Linked DNA regions of Homo sapiens: all the other regions are linked to region 1. A link is a contact called in ENCODE Hi-C or POLR2A ChIA-PET data. All regions are on one chromosome and are shown on one strand. Each heading gives the region's core, a stretch centred on a gene start or an enhancer-like site at or near the end of the contact. The rest is flanking DNA. Distances are from core to core; before and after follow the strand shown. Region 1 holds the start of CYTH1 (cytohesin 1). Region 2 overlaps TMC6 (transmembrane channel like 6). Region 3 holds the start of TMC8 (transmembrane channel like 8).

Region 1 (4,415 bases), core at 1,273-3,772:
AAGGAAATGGGTTCTCCCCTGAGCCTCCAGAAAGAACCAGCCTGTCCGACACCTTGGCTTTAGCCCAGTGAGACCTATTTTGGACTTCTGACAGCAGAACCCTAAAACAAATGTTATGTTGTTTTGAGCCACCAGGCTTGTGGTAATATAACAGGTATAGGAAACTAACACGCCCTGCTTCCACTTACCTCTTTCAAGTACAAGTTCATGTCATGCCTGGTGGCAAAGCAGTCACTGTATTAAAAGCAACCAGACCAATAGCTTCCTGCCCACGGCAGCAGGCAAGAACACAAGAGAGGCCACAAAAGCCTGGTAGGCAGGACACTGGGATCTGAGGGAAATTAAATGGCAAGAGGAGGCAGAGAAAAGAGCAGCAGGCAAAACTGCTGTCGGCTTCTCAGCAGTGGGCAGGAGTGAAATCTGGAGGGGCTGAACAATCTTTTGGGGCCAGCCAGTGGGTGATTTTTCTTTTAATCACAAAAGGAGGCTGGGAGCAGTGGCTCATGCCTGTAATCCCAACACTTTGGGAGGCCAAGATAGGAACTGGAGTTCACACCAGCCTAGGCAACATAGGGAGACCTCCCTCTCTACAAAAAGAAATAAAAATAATTAGCAGGGCGTGGTAGCCCAGGCCTGTAGTCCAGGTTACAGGAGGGGCTGAGAAGAGAGGTGAGAGGATTGCTTGAGCCAAGGAAGCAGAGCGTGCAGTGAGCTATGAGAGCGCCCCTGCACTCCAGCCTGCGCAAGAGAGCTAGACCCTGTCTCAAAAACACAACAAAACAAACAACAAAAAAATGCACAAGCTGCTTTTACTTGTTTACTTATAAGGTAACAAGTGGGCTGGGTGTGGTGGCTCAGGCCTGTAATCCCAACACTGTGCGAGGCAGAGGTGGGAGGACTGCTTGGGTCTAGGAGTTCAAGACCAGCCTGGGTAACATGGCAAGACCCCATCTTTTAAAAAAGTAAAAAATTAGGGCTGGGCGCGGTGGCTCATGCCTGTAATCCCAGCACTTTGGGAGGCCGAGGCGGGTGGATCACCTGAGGTCAGAAGTTCAAGACCAGCCTGGCCAACATGGCAAAACCCTGTCTCTACTAAAAATACAACAATTAGACAGGCGTGGTGGCACGCGCCTGTAGTCCCAGCTACTCAGGAGCCTGAGGCAGGAGAATCGCTCAGCTCACCCAGGAGGCCGAGGTTGCAGTGAGCCGAGATGGCGCCACTGCACTACAGCCTGGGCGACAGAGTGAGACTCCGTTTCAAAAATAAAATAAAATAAAATAAAATAATAAAATAAAATAAAATAAAAAATTAGCCGGGCATGGTGGCGTGCGTATGGTTCCAGCCACTCAAGAGGCTGACGTGAGCTACGATCACGCCACTGTGCTCCAGCCTGGGTGACAGAGCGAGATCTCGTCTCTTAAAAAAAAAAAAAAAAGAAAAATGTCCCATTAGTTATTAAACTAGAATTGGGTTCCATTTGGCCACAGAGTTCTGCTTTATTTGTACTTTGCTACCAAACCACAAAAGTTCACCACTTGTTCTATTTGCCATTCTTCCTTTTAATTCCTCATGAACAAACTTAATAAATTAACTACAGCATGTCAAACAACCTTTTGCAACCCTTGCAATTTCAAACTCTTGGAGGGAGGCACCCCTGGCCTGGGCCAGCAGCCTCAACGCGCGGGAGCGAAGGGAGCGGGACAGCGGCTCCGCTTGCCAAGTCCCCAGTCAGGGGAGGAGCGGCGTCCCCACCGCGGTGCCCCTCGGGCTCCACACCCGCGTCTCGGCAGGCGGCGACGCACCGGACCGGCGGCTACCGGGCCCAGACTCCCGCGGGCAGGGCCGTCCCGGAGCCCGCGCCTCGCCGGCGGCGCCGCTCCCCGTTCTCATTTCTGAACAAAGACGTGGACCGGGCACAACTCGCTGACGCCGAGAGCGGCCGGAAACTGCGGGGAACGCGGGCCCGGCCATCCGCGCGTCCGCCCCGAGCCCCGCAGAGGGGCGGCAGGGCCAGCGACCTCCACCCCTCGGCCCCCCGGGACCCGGACTGCGACCCCTGCCCCGGGGACCCCAGCGACCCCAACGACTCTCATCCCTCAGAGCCCCTGAGATCCTGCCCCGCGACCCCAACGACCCTCATTCCTCAGAGCTCGCGGCGACCCCTGGCCCCGCGAGACCGCGAGCCCGGCCTGTGACCCCCGCCCCAGCCACCCACATCCCTCAGCGCCGCCAGCGACCCCGGCCCCGGCGACCCTCATCCCTCAAAACCCCCTGCGACCCCCGCCCCGCGAGGGCCCCGCGCACCGCTCGCCCGCCGGTCGCCCCGGGCTCCGCGTCCCGCACCAGTGTCCCCGGGAAACGCCAGCCGCCGCAAGCGCTGCCGGACGGCCGGGCCCGGAGGGGACTGGGGGACAGCGAGGGGGAAGCGTCCGCCGCCGGGGCGCACTGACCGTAGCTGTCGTCCTCCTCCATGGTGCGGGAGCCGGGCTCCGCGCTCCGGCTCGCCGCTCGCGTCCCGCCGCGCCACCCGCGCCCCCGCTCGCCTCAGCCCGGCTCGGAGCCCCGCCCCCGGCGCCCCGCGCCCCGCGCCCCGCCCGCCCGCGCCTGCGCCTGCGCCCGCCCCCTGCCCCCGGCCCGAGGCCCCGCCCCTCGCCCGAGGCCCCGCCTTCCTCCCGCGCGCGCCGCACCCCGGGTACCCGGCCTCCTCCCGAGGCTCCGGCCTGCGCACGCGCGTCCACCCGAGGCTCCTCCCCTGCCCCCGCCTCTAGACCACGCCCCCGTCCCGAGACACACACACCCCCCCCCCTTCTCCCGGTCCGCCTCCTGGGGCCGAGCAGGTTTCGGTTTCTGAAGGGCGGTGCAAGTCCCCGGGGTGGCGGACTCGACCTGGCCTGCAGCCAGGCTACTGCACGAAAGCCCAAGGTCGTGTCCGGCCACTGAAGGGCAGGGTGGTCCTTGCTGACGCCAACCTGGAAGGTCAGACCCGGCCCCAGCTTGCCAGGGAGGGCCCGGTCCTTGGCGAAAGGCCACAAAAGCTATTTGAAGTCATTTACTCCTGCGTTCAGAACCTTTACATGCTGTATGTCCTAAGTTTACTGCTTCTACTTCTTTTTATTTGTCCTGAGTTTTACCTGGGTCAAGATTGAAAGGAGGGCACTTCAAGTCCCAGCGTTTTGGATTTTATTTATTTATTGGAGACGAGTTTCGCTCTTGTTGCCCAGGCTGGAGTGCAGTGGCCCGATCTCGGCTCACTGAAACCTCCGCCTCCCGGGTTCAAGCGATTGTCCTGCCTCAGCCTCCTGAGTAGCTGTGATTACAGGCATGTGCCACCAGGCCCGACTAATTGTATTTTTAGTAGAGACGGGGTTTCGCCATGTTGGCCAGGCTGGTCTCGAACTCCTGACCTCAAATAATCCGCCTGCCTCGGCCTCCCAAAGTGCTGGGATTACAGGTATGAGCCACCGCGCTCGGCCTTCTCTTTCTTTATGACAGAGGACAATCCCACTGCTGCAGAATGCCAGCACCAGAACCCCCCTTTCCCCCTGCAGTCACTTGTGGCTCCTGCACCCTACACAGAACACTCACTGAGAACTCCACAGAGATCCCTGGACTGCTGGGAATTTTTTGGACCAACCAAAAAACGGGAGTAAAAGCCACAGAACTCTTTCCTTGTGGGCCCACCTGTCCTGAGTTTTACTATTTTTCTTTTTCTTTTATTTATTTATTCATTTTGAGACAGAGTCTCACTCGCTGTGTTGCTCAGGCTAGAGTACGGTGGCACCATCATGACTCCCTGCAACCTCTGCTTCCCAGGCTCAAGCAGTTCTCCCACCTCAGCCTCCTGAGTAGCTGAGACTGCAGGCACCGGCCACCATACCTGGTTAATTTTTGTATTTTTTGTAGAGACGGAGGTTGCTAGGTTGCCCAGGCTGGTCTCGAACTCCTAGGCTCAAGTGATCCTTTCTCTTTGGTCTCCTTCCTTGGCCTCCCAAAGTACTGGAATTACAGGCGTGAGCCACCACGCCTGGCTGGATTCATGATCTTAACCTTCACTGACTTTACCAGATTGTCCAGTTTTACAGGTGACCTTAGAGAGTCACATTTTGGCCCTAACGTGTCCTTGGGCTTCGGCGTGTGAGGTCAGAGACCCAGCTGCATTTTGTTCCTCTTGGCCTAGACTTAGGACACTTTTAGAATTGACCCCACATTGACCTGGCAAATCTTCTCAAACCATCTGTCACATGGGCTAATGGAGCACTGAGCCTCTCCCCCAGTATTTGCCATCCTCTGTTTCACTCCCTACTTCACTTCTAACCCCAGACTCACCAGAAGGTTCAAGGTATCTTCGAGCTGGCTTTCTTCCCTTATCAGTATGCAAGTCCCAGACCACCTCAGCTCTTGCTCAAAGACCAGA
Region 2 (4,415 bases), core at 1,134-3,633, 670 kb before region 1:
CAGCTACTTGGGAGGCTGAGGCAGTGAGCCGAGATCATGGAACTGCACTCCAGCCTGGGCAAGAGCAAGACTCTGAAAAAGCAAATAAACCGAAACTCTTGGGCTCAAGCAATCCTCCGCCTCAGCCTCTGGAGCAGCTGCAATTACAGACAGGCGCCACCACCTCCAGCAAGTACCAGTGTTTTTAAAACCTCCCTGGTAGATTCCGTTGTGCAGCCCAGGCCGAGAAGCATCGCGGAGTCTTGTCATTCAGCCTGAAAATAGCATCAAGTTCCCATCCACTCGAACAACAGTTTGTAGATCTTAGGCTGCTCTCATCGAGCAAACATGGCCTCCTTGCAACACCTCAAATGGGTGCCAGGCATGGTACGCAGCACACAAACTGTGTCACTTGATACAGCGGCCCCATGAGGCGAGGAGCTGGGAGGTCACAGAACATGCCCCAGGGCACCCAGGGACACACTGAAGCCCAGGCCTCCAGCACGCAAGGGCTGCTCTGAAGAAATACGGGAGGTCCTCACTGGAGGGTCTGGGGCCACACGGTGGGTCCGGAGACAGAAACGAGGAGAGGACGGGCTCACCCAGCCGTGGGGCCGCGGGCTGGACATCCAGTGGGAGTGGGAAGCCGCCGTCTCAAGGCAGAATTCCCTCTCTGGGACACCTCGGGTTTTGCTCTTAAAGCTTTCAGCTGATAGGATGAGGCCCACCCACATTCTCAAGGATGATCTTTAGGTGAAATCGACTGTAGGTGTTCACCACATTCCAGCAGCACACGATCACAGCAACACCTCGGCCCCTCTCGATGAGATCACTGGGCCCCACAGCCTGGCCTGGTTGACACGAAAGACTGACTAGCACACACGGTAATTCTCCAGAAATATCCAGGCCAAGTTCTTCCACTTTCCTGTCATAAGCAGCTAGTACTGTCCTTTGTGAGGCTGGCAAGATGGGCTCAACAGGTCACAACCAATGATCATGCTGGCAAGCCAGCAGTGGCAGGCGCACGTCCCCAGCCAGAGAGGGACCGTGATGGTTTGGAGGACAGCATCTGCACAGATAGGGGCTGGAAACCCTACGTCGGTCCCTGTGGACTGTCACGTCACTTTCTGGACTGCCCACGCAGCTTCACCCAGCAGCACTCGCACCTGAAGATGCTGCCACAGTTGGCTGCCCAGAATCAGCACCAGCTACTTGCTGAGGCCCAGAAGCACCACTTGGCTCAGATCCACCCAGATGCCAACTCTGTCGGGCCCCTGTGGCAGCACCCAGATGTCTGCAGAGCACAGGAGCATCCCCATGGGATTGGGTGGGCTAGACCCAGCGTGGGGGTCTGCTAGCAGCCAGTGGCATCTCCATCTGGGTCTGACCCTTTTCTGGGCCCATCGCTCTTTGACCATTTCCCCACCTGGGTTCATTCCCCCAATCCCAAGCGCAGCTCCTGCAGGCCTGGAGCCCTGGGCTGTGACAGGCTGGTCCCCACAAGCCTGGAACCCTGCGCCGTGACGGGCTGGTCCCCACAGACCTGGAGCACTGGGGTCATGACGGGCTGGTCCCCGCAGGCCTGGAGCACTGGGGTCATGACGGGCTGGTTCCCGCAGGCCTGGAGCACAGGCTGACGGGCTGGTCCCCACAGACCTGGAGCACTGGGGTCATGACGGGCTGGTCCCCGCAGGCCTGGAGCACAGGCTGACGGGCTGGTCCCCGCAGGCCTGGAGCACTGAGGCTGACGGGCTGGTTCCTGCAGGCCTGGAGCACAGGCTGACGGGCTGGTCCCCACAGACCTGGAGCACTGGGGTCATGACGGGCTGGTCCCCGCAGGCCTGGAGAACTGAGGCTGACGGGCTGGTCCCCGCAGGCCTGGAGCCCTGGGCTGTGATGGGCTGGTCCCCGCAGACCTGGAGCCCTGGGCTGTCATGGGCTGGTCCCTGCAGACCTGGAGCACGGGGTCATGACGGGCTGGTCCCCGAATCCCTGTGCCCACCCCCCACAGCCTACGGTTTTCGGTATCCCACGGGCTCCTCAAACTCAGCCCAGTCAGACCCAGGATCACCACCCCCCAGCCAGCTGCTGGCAGCCAGAAGCAGGGGGCCAGCCCCACCTCACCAAGCCCTGTTCGCCTCCAAGCACAGGTGCTGGTTACCTATGCCTGGGAGGCAACTGTCCCCACAACTCATTTGCAACTGATATGTCTCCCCTCCAAGTCCCTCTCTAAATTTGTCTCCTGCTCCAGTAGATGCTACAGCATCACCCAATGGTTGACGCATCGCTCTGGTCACAATCCGTGCCTGCTCGGCTCACTTGTGCAGGTGTAAGCCCCTCCTGGGCGCGAGTTCAGGCTGGTCAAAGGCAGCAAGCGAATCAAGCCCTGGCGCGGTCCAGCCCCTGCCATCTGGGGCTTGGCCAGCAGAGGGCGCCCCCACTCCAGCTGAGGTTCCCAGGACCCAGACCTGCGCCTGGAGGTGGCCCCAGGGCAGCGGGAAGCAGGCCCCGGGTGTGGTCACAGACACAGAGCCCCAAGGGACAAGCCCATTTGCAAAACCCCTTTAATCAGAATAAATAGAGTCCCAGGCAGGGCAGAGTTCATTGGGGATGCCCAAGCCGGATTCACCCACCCTTCCAGCTCCAGCCTAGGCGCAGCTGCGGCTTTCGAGAGGCGAAACTGTCTTCCTTGTCCTGGTGTCCCAGCAGGGTCACTGGGAGGCAACAGTGTGGTCTCAGGGTGCTGGGCGGGCCCGTGAGGCCCATCGCCGTCCCCCTAGGCATCCTGTTCATCTGTGAGCAGGGCAGGGGGTGCCGCAGCCTCCTCGGTTGTCCCAACCCTGCCAGAAAGAGACATCACTGAGGGGACCCCATAAACATCAACATCCCTGCAACCTGGCTGGGCGCAGCCAAGGCCCGGCGAGGGACAGGCCAGACGCCCCACAGCCTTTCTCCTGAGATGTATTTTAGGTCCCTGTCAAAATGGCCAGGCTCCGGAGGCCAGAGAAGGCTCTAGAGAGAGTGAAGGTGGGCGCCGGGGGGGAGATTTTTGTAGGTCAAAAGCGGTCAAGTGTCAGCAATGTCGTGGTGTAGCCCCAGTGGCAGCCCTACTGTCCAGCCCTGGCCCCTCTCCCCTCCAGGCTCAGAGTGTCCCCAATCCCTCCACGGACCCTCACCTGCTCCTCTCCTCCCTCTCCTTCCTCTCGTAGATGGAGTGAAGCTTGTTGATTAAGAAGATTTTGTCCTCACCCTCCTAGAAAGGCCAGAACACAAAGGGGAGGAGAAATCATCCATCAGCCCATCCAGAGCCATCCTGTTCCAAACTGCATTTGAGGGAAAACTCACGAGGTGTATTCAACATCGCAAGCAGCAAAAACATAAAAGAAAAGGTGAAAGGGCCACCAAACAAGGACAAGGAAAAACCAAGAGCCAGGAAGTGGGCGTATGTGTGGATCTAAGCTTCCTAGTGGCCAAAGTGAAAAGGGAAATGTAATCAGCAGCCCAGAGCCAGCCTGACTCAATTTAAAACCAGCCCTGCCACGTACTGGCTCTGCCTTGGGTTACTAACTCTGTGACCTCAGTGGCAGCATCTGTAAAGGGGGATAATAACACAAGGCACAGGGTTTACATTAGTTTCCTGCTGCTGTCGTAACGAACTGTCATCAACTTCGTGGCTTAAAACACCACCGGTTTCTCAACTTTCAGTTCTGGAAGTGAGAAGTCCAAAATGAGTCTCACTGGGCTCCAGTCAAGCATGATCAGGGCTACATTCCTCCCGGAGGCTTCGGGGGAGAATCCTCTTCCTCGCCTTTTCCAACTTCTAGAGGCCCCTGGCTCTCAGCCCTTTCCTCCACTTCAAAGCCAGCAGTGGCTGCTCAAGTCCTGCTCACGTGGCACCACTCTGACCCTGACACTCCGGCCTCTGTTTTTCACCTCTAAGGACCCTGAGATCACGCTGGGCCACCACGATAATCTAGGGCCATCTCCTATCCAAAGTCAGCTGACTGGCAACTTTAATTCTACCTGCAATCGTAATTCCCCAGCCACGCAACGTAACGTATTCACAGGCTCCATCCAGTCTTAGGACGGGGACATCTTTGGGGCCAGTACTGGACTGACCCAGGGCTCTTTCGACAATGAAATGTGACAAGCAGAGGGGGCACTTAGCAAAGGATCTGGTGCACCGAAACACTGATCATCAGTGCCTGGGTCAGACCGGGATTCCCCGCCCGGAGCTTCACACAGAGAACAGGAGTTCTGTCAAGAGCCACACGGATTGGCTCTGGGCACCTGGCAACCTGGCTCAGCCTAGGAGGACCACTTAGAATACCTTCAAGGAGAGACCATGGGCCCCTTAAGCAACAACCTAAGTAGCTTCTATCGAGTTGCTGATGAGTATGGAGGGGCTGTGCACTTGAGCCATGCCGACCTGCACG
Region 3 (2,556 bases), core at 1-2,500, 650 kb before region 1:
CCCATTTGGAAGGGAGGGTCATTCCTGGCGGGGAGAAGCCATGAAGCAGGCAGGGTGAATGTGAGCTGGGGCCCAGGAGGGCAGGAGAGGGCACTGCTGCAGGGGAGAGCAGGCAAGCAAAAGCGAGGACCAGGCAGGGGTCAAGGCTGGGGCCTTTTGGAGCTGCCAGTGTGGTCCTCAGATGGCTACCCCAAGCTGGTTCTTGGCAAGTGGCACCCTGGCATGGAGACCCAGCCCCTGCCTCTCCTCCCACTGCTTCCCCCTCCCTGCATACCCACACTGAATTTGCATGAATGCCACCTCCTCTGGGGAGCCTCCCCAGATTGAACCCTGGTGGAGCACCTACCACTTCCTATTGACATGTACATCTGTGGTTCTGTGCCCCCTCCTACCCCAGCCCACTGTGTGCCCAGCACCAGCACATAGCTTGCGCCTGACACACAGAAAGGACTCTGGAAACCAGGAAGGAGGTGGGCAGAGAGGCAGAAAAGCTATGAACATTCAGACCTGAGATGACTGGGCCCTATAGCAGGTAGAGAGGGAGCAGAGAGGAAGGGCTGCGGGCTTCCCAGGGGCCCAAGGACAGAGAATTGGCAAAGATATGTCTTAAACATCTAGCCTGGGAGAGCATGAATGGAGCCAATTCCTGAGCACTTACTACCGGCCAGGTGCTAGGCCTGGGTCTTGGCACAACCATAACGCCAATGACAGGGGCTGGAAGTACAGCAGTAACACCAAGAGTATCTGGAAACCCAGCAGCCAGGTTCTGGGGAGCCCACCATCCTGTCATTATCACACCCTCCAGGGTGAGGCCGGCAGATAAAGAGTTTGGCCCCTGTGCCCCCACCGTTCCCATCCCCACCCATGTCAGGCTCCCAGCTCAGGCCTCGAGGTCAAGTCCTGCCTATCCAGGCTGGAAGGAGTTGAACAGAGAGGGCCTCAGCTGCAGGCTGGACATCCCTGGAGGCAGCCAGGCGGCAGACCCGGACCAGTGGACCCTAGGGCTGCAGGAGACCAGGCCCTGACTCCTGTGCAGAGGGGAAGGGTGGGCCACCCGCAGCCCAGCATGCACAGAGCTCCCTGGGAGGCCAAGTGGCCTACGCCTGTCACCTTCACCTCTGCATCTCAGGGGCCCACAGGAAGTGCCTGCTTGGCCTCAGTTTAAAGCAGAGGAAACCATGGGGTGAGAGGGGAGGAGGGAGGTAGTGGAGAGGGAAGCTGGGTTTCCTGTCATATGACCCCTCCTCTGGGCTCCCTCACCACCCTGCCTGGCTTGGCAGGAGTCGTCTGAGAAGGGGACTCCTCCAGGGACTTGGTCCCTAGGTCCCCAGGTGAGCTGGATGTCCAGTGGAGGGAGAATGCAGAGGGTGAGGGGCTGTGGGGGCCAGCTAGAGCCCTGCAAGGGTAGCAGTGGGTCCCTGCTCCTGTCCCCACGGCTGGGGCTGTAGCCACAGGTCCTCATCAGGGGCTCGCGGGGTACCTGGGACTGGAGGCTGGACCACAAGAAGGAAGACAGAAGGGGGTCCCCCGACATCCAGAGTCAGATGTGGCAGATGCCGAGTCCCAGGAACTGTGGGGTTTGGGACACAGGCTCTTCCGGAAGGGCAAACTGCCACGTGGAGAAGAGAGGGAATTGTCTCTCCTTGGGGTGACGGTGGGCCCAGGCACAGGTGGATGCGGGGTGCAGCAGGTCTTGGCTTTCTTTGCCTGTGCCGGTCCAGACTTTCTGTGCCCTTTGGATCTTTCACCCCATTTGACAGATGGGGAGACTGAGGCCGTGGCTGTGTGTCCCTCTGAGAGTTGGAGCGGGGCTGGGCCCGAATTCGACCGCAGCAGGATTCTCTCTCATTTCTGAGCCCCGGAGGTGGCAGAGCGGCAGACCCGGGCAAGTGAACCCTAGGGCTGCAGGAGCCCAGGCCCCGACGCCGGCGCAGAGGGGACGGAAGGGCCCGCCCCCAGCCCAGCGTGCACAGAGGCCATAGCCAAGGCCTTAAGGCTCATCCAACCGGGGACTCATATCCCCCCCACCGGCAGCCCGGCGCCCCAGCCTCTACCCGTGCCCGCCGAGATGCTGCTGCCGCGGTCGGTGTCATCGGAGCGGGCCCCTGGGGTGCCGGAGCCGGAGGAGCTGTGGGAGGCAGAGATGGAGCGGCTGCGCGGCTCTGGGACGCCCGTGCGCGGGCTGCCCTATGCCATGATGGACAAGCGCCTCATCTGGTGGGTGCCACGCGGGCGCCAGACGGTGCGTGGGGGGGGTGCTGCGAGGCTGCCCCGTCGGATGGTGTGGGAGCACCCCGTCTGCTTGGCCCGGGTGGGCAGGGCGGGTGACTCAGGGGCGCCCCTGTCACCACCCCCGTCCAGGCAGCTGCGGGAGCCCGCGGGGGTGCAGACCTTGCGCTGGCAGCGGTGGCAGCGCCGGCGGCAGACGGTGGAAAGGCGCCTGCGGGAGGCAGCGCAGCGGCTGGCCCGGGGCCTTGGGCTCTGGGAGGGGGCGCTCTACGAGATCGGGGGTAGGACCCGCGCGACCCGCACCTCCCCTTGCCCTCTCTGGAGCCC

The links. Hi-C counts contacts between places; a loop is a spot of excess contacts on that map. ChIA-PET counts read pairs that join two places held with the same protein, here RNA polymerase II (POLR2A). Pooled maps may share reads with other maps.
Region 2: a pooled map shows a loop between it and region 1 (3-fold over the local background). The contact joins the enhancer-like site here to the promoter of CYTH1 in region 1. A Hi-C loop is called at or near these places in 2 of 37 single-sample maps with no recorded cell type and 4 of 50 pooled maps. POLR2A ChIA-PET finds 5 or more read pairs at or near these places in 1 of 52 experiments (CD4-positive, alpha-beta T cell).
Region 3: a map of CD8-positive, alpha-beta T cell shows a loop between it and region 1 (3-fold over the local background). The contact joins the promoter of TMC8 here to the promoter of CYTH1 in region 1. A Hi-C loop is called at or near these places in 1 of 168 maps with a recorded cell type or tissue (CD8-positive, alpha-beta T cell), 2 of 37 single-sample maps with no recorded cell type and 9 of 50 pooled maps. POLR2A ChIA-PET finds 5 or more read pairs at or near these places in 4 of 52 experiments (CD4-positive, alpha-beta T cell, H1, OCI-LY7 and 1 more).

The regions. Positions count from the first base shown.
Region 1 is chr17:78,779,751-78,784,165 of GRCh38, forward strand. CYTH1 (cytohesin 1) reads right to left here and starts at 2,523. Exons shown (of 14, transcript NM_004762.6): 1 at 2,452-2,523. The coding sequence starts at 2,473. RefSeq lists an enhancer at 525-624 and silencers at 1,643-2,042, 2,303-2,582, 2,623-2,782.
Region 2 is chr17:78,110,393-78,114,807 of GRCh38, forward strand. It overlaps TMC6 (transmembrane channel like 6), which reads right to left. Exons shown (of 20, transcript NM_001127198.5): 19 at 3,156-3,232; 20 at 1-2,819. The coding sequence ends at 2,756. Among named protein-coding and RNA genes, the nearest start is that of TMC6, 16 kb to the right of the region's middle. RefSeq lists an enhancer at 2,199-2,258. Within about 2 kb of position 2,384, at least 11 of the 41 ENCODE cell types and tissues checked have a DNase peak (open chromatin) inside an H3K27ac peak, as active enhancers do; they include CD4-positive, alpha-beta T cell, where a contact is called at or near this core.
Region 3 is chr17:78,129,521-78,132,076 of GRCh38, forward strand. It overlaps TMC8 (transmembrane channel like 8), which reads left to right and starts at 1,251. Exons shown (of 16, transcript NM_152468.5): 1 at 1,251-1,331; 2 at 1,761-2,217; 3 at 2,362-2,510. The coding sequence starts at 2,069. It also overlaps a transcript of TMC6 not described here. RefSeq lists an enhancer at 1,329-1,458 and a silencer at 1,939-2,458.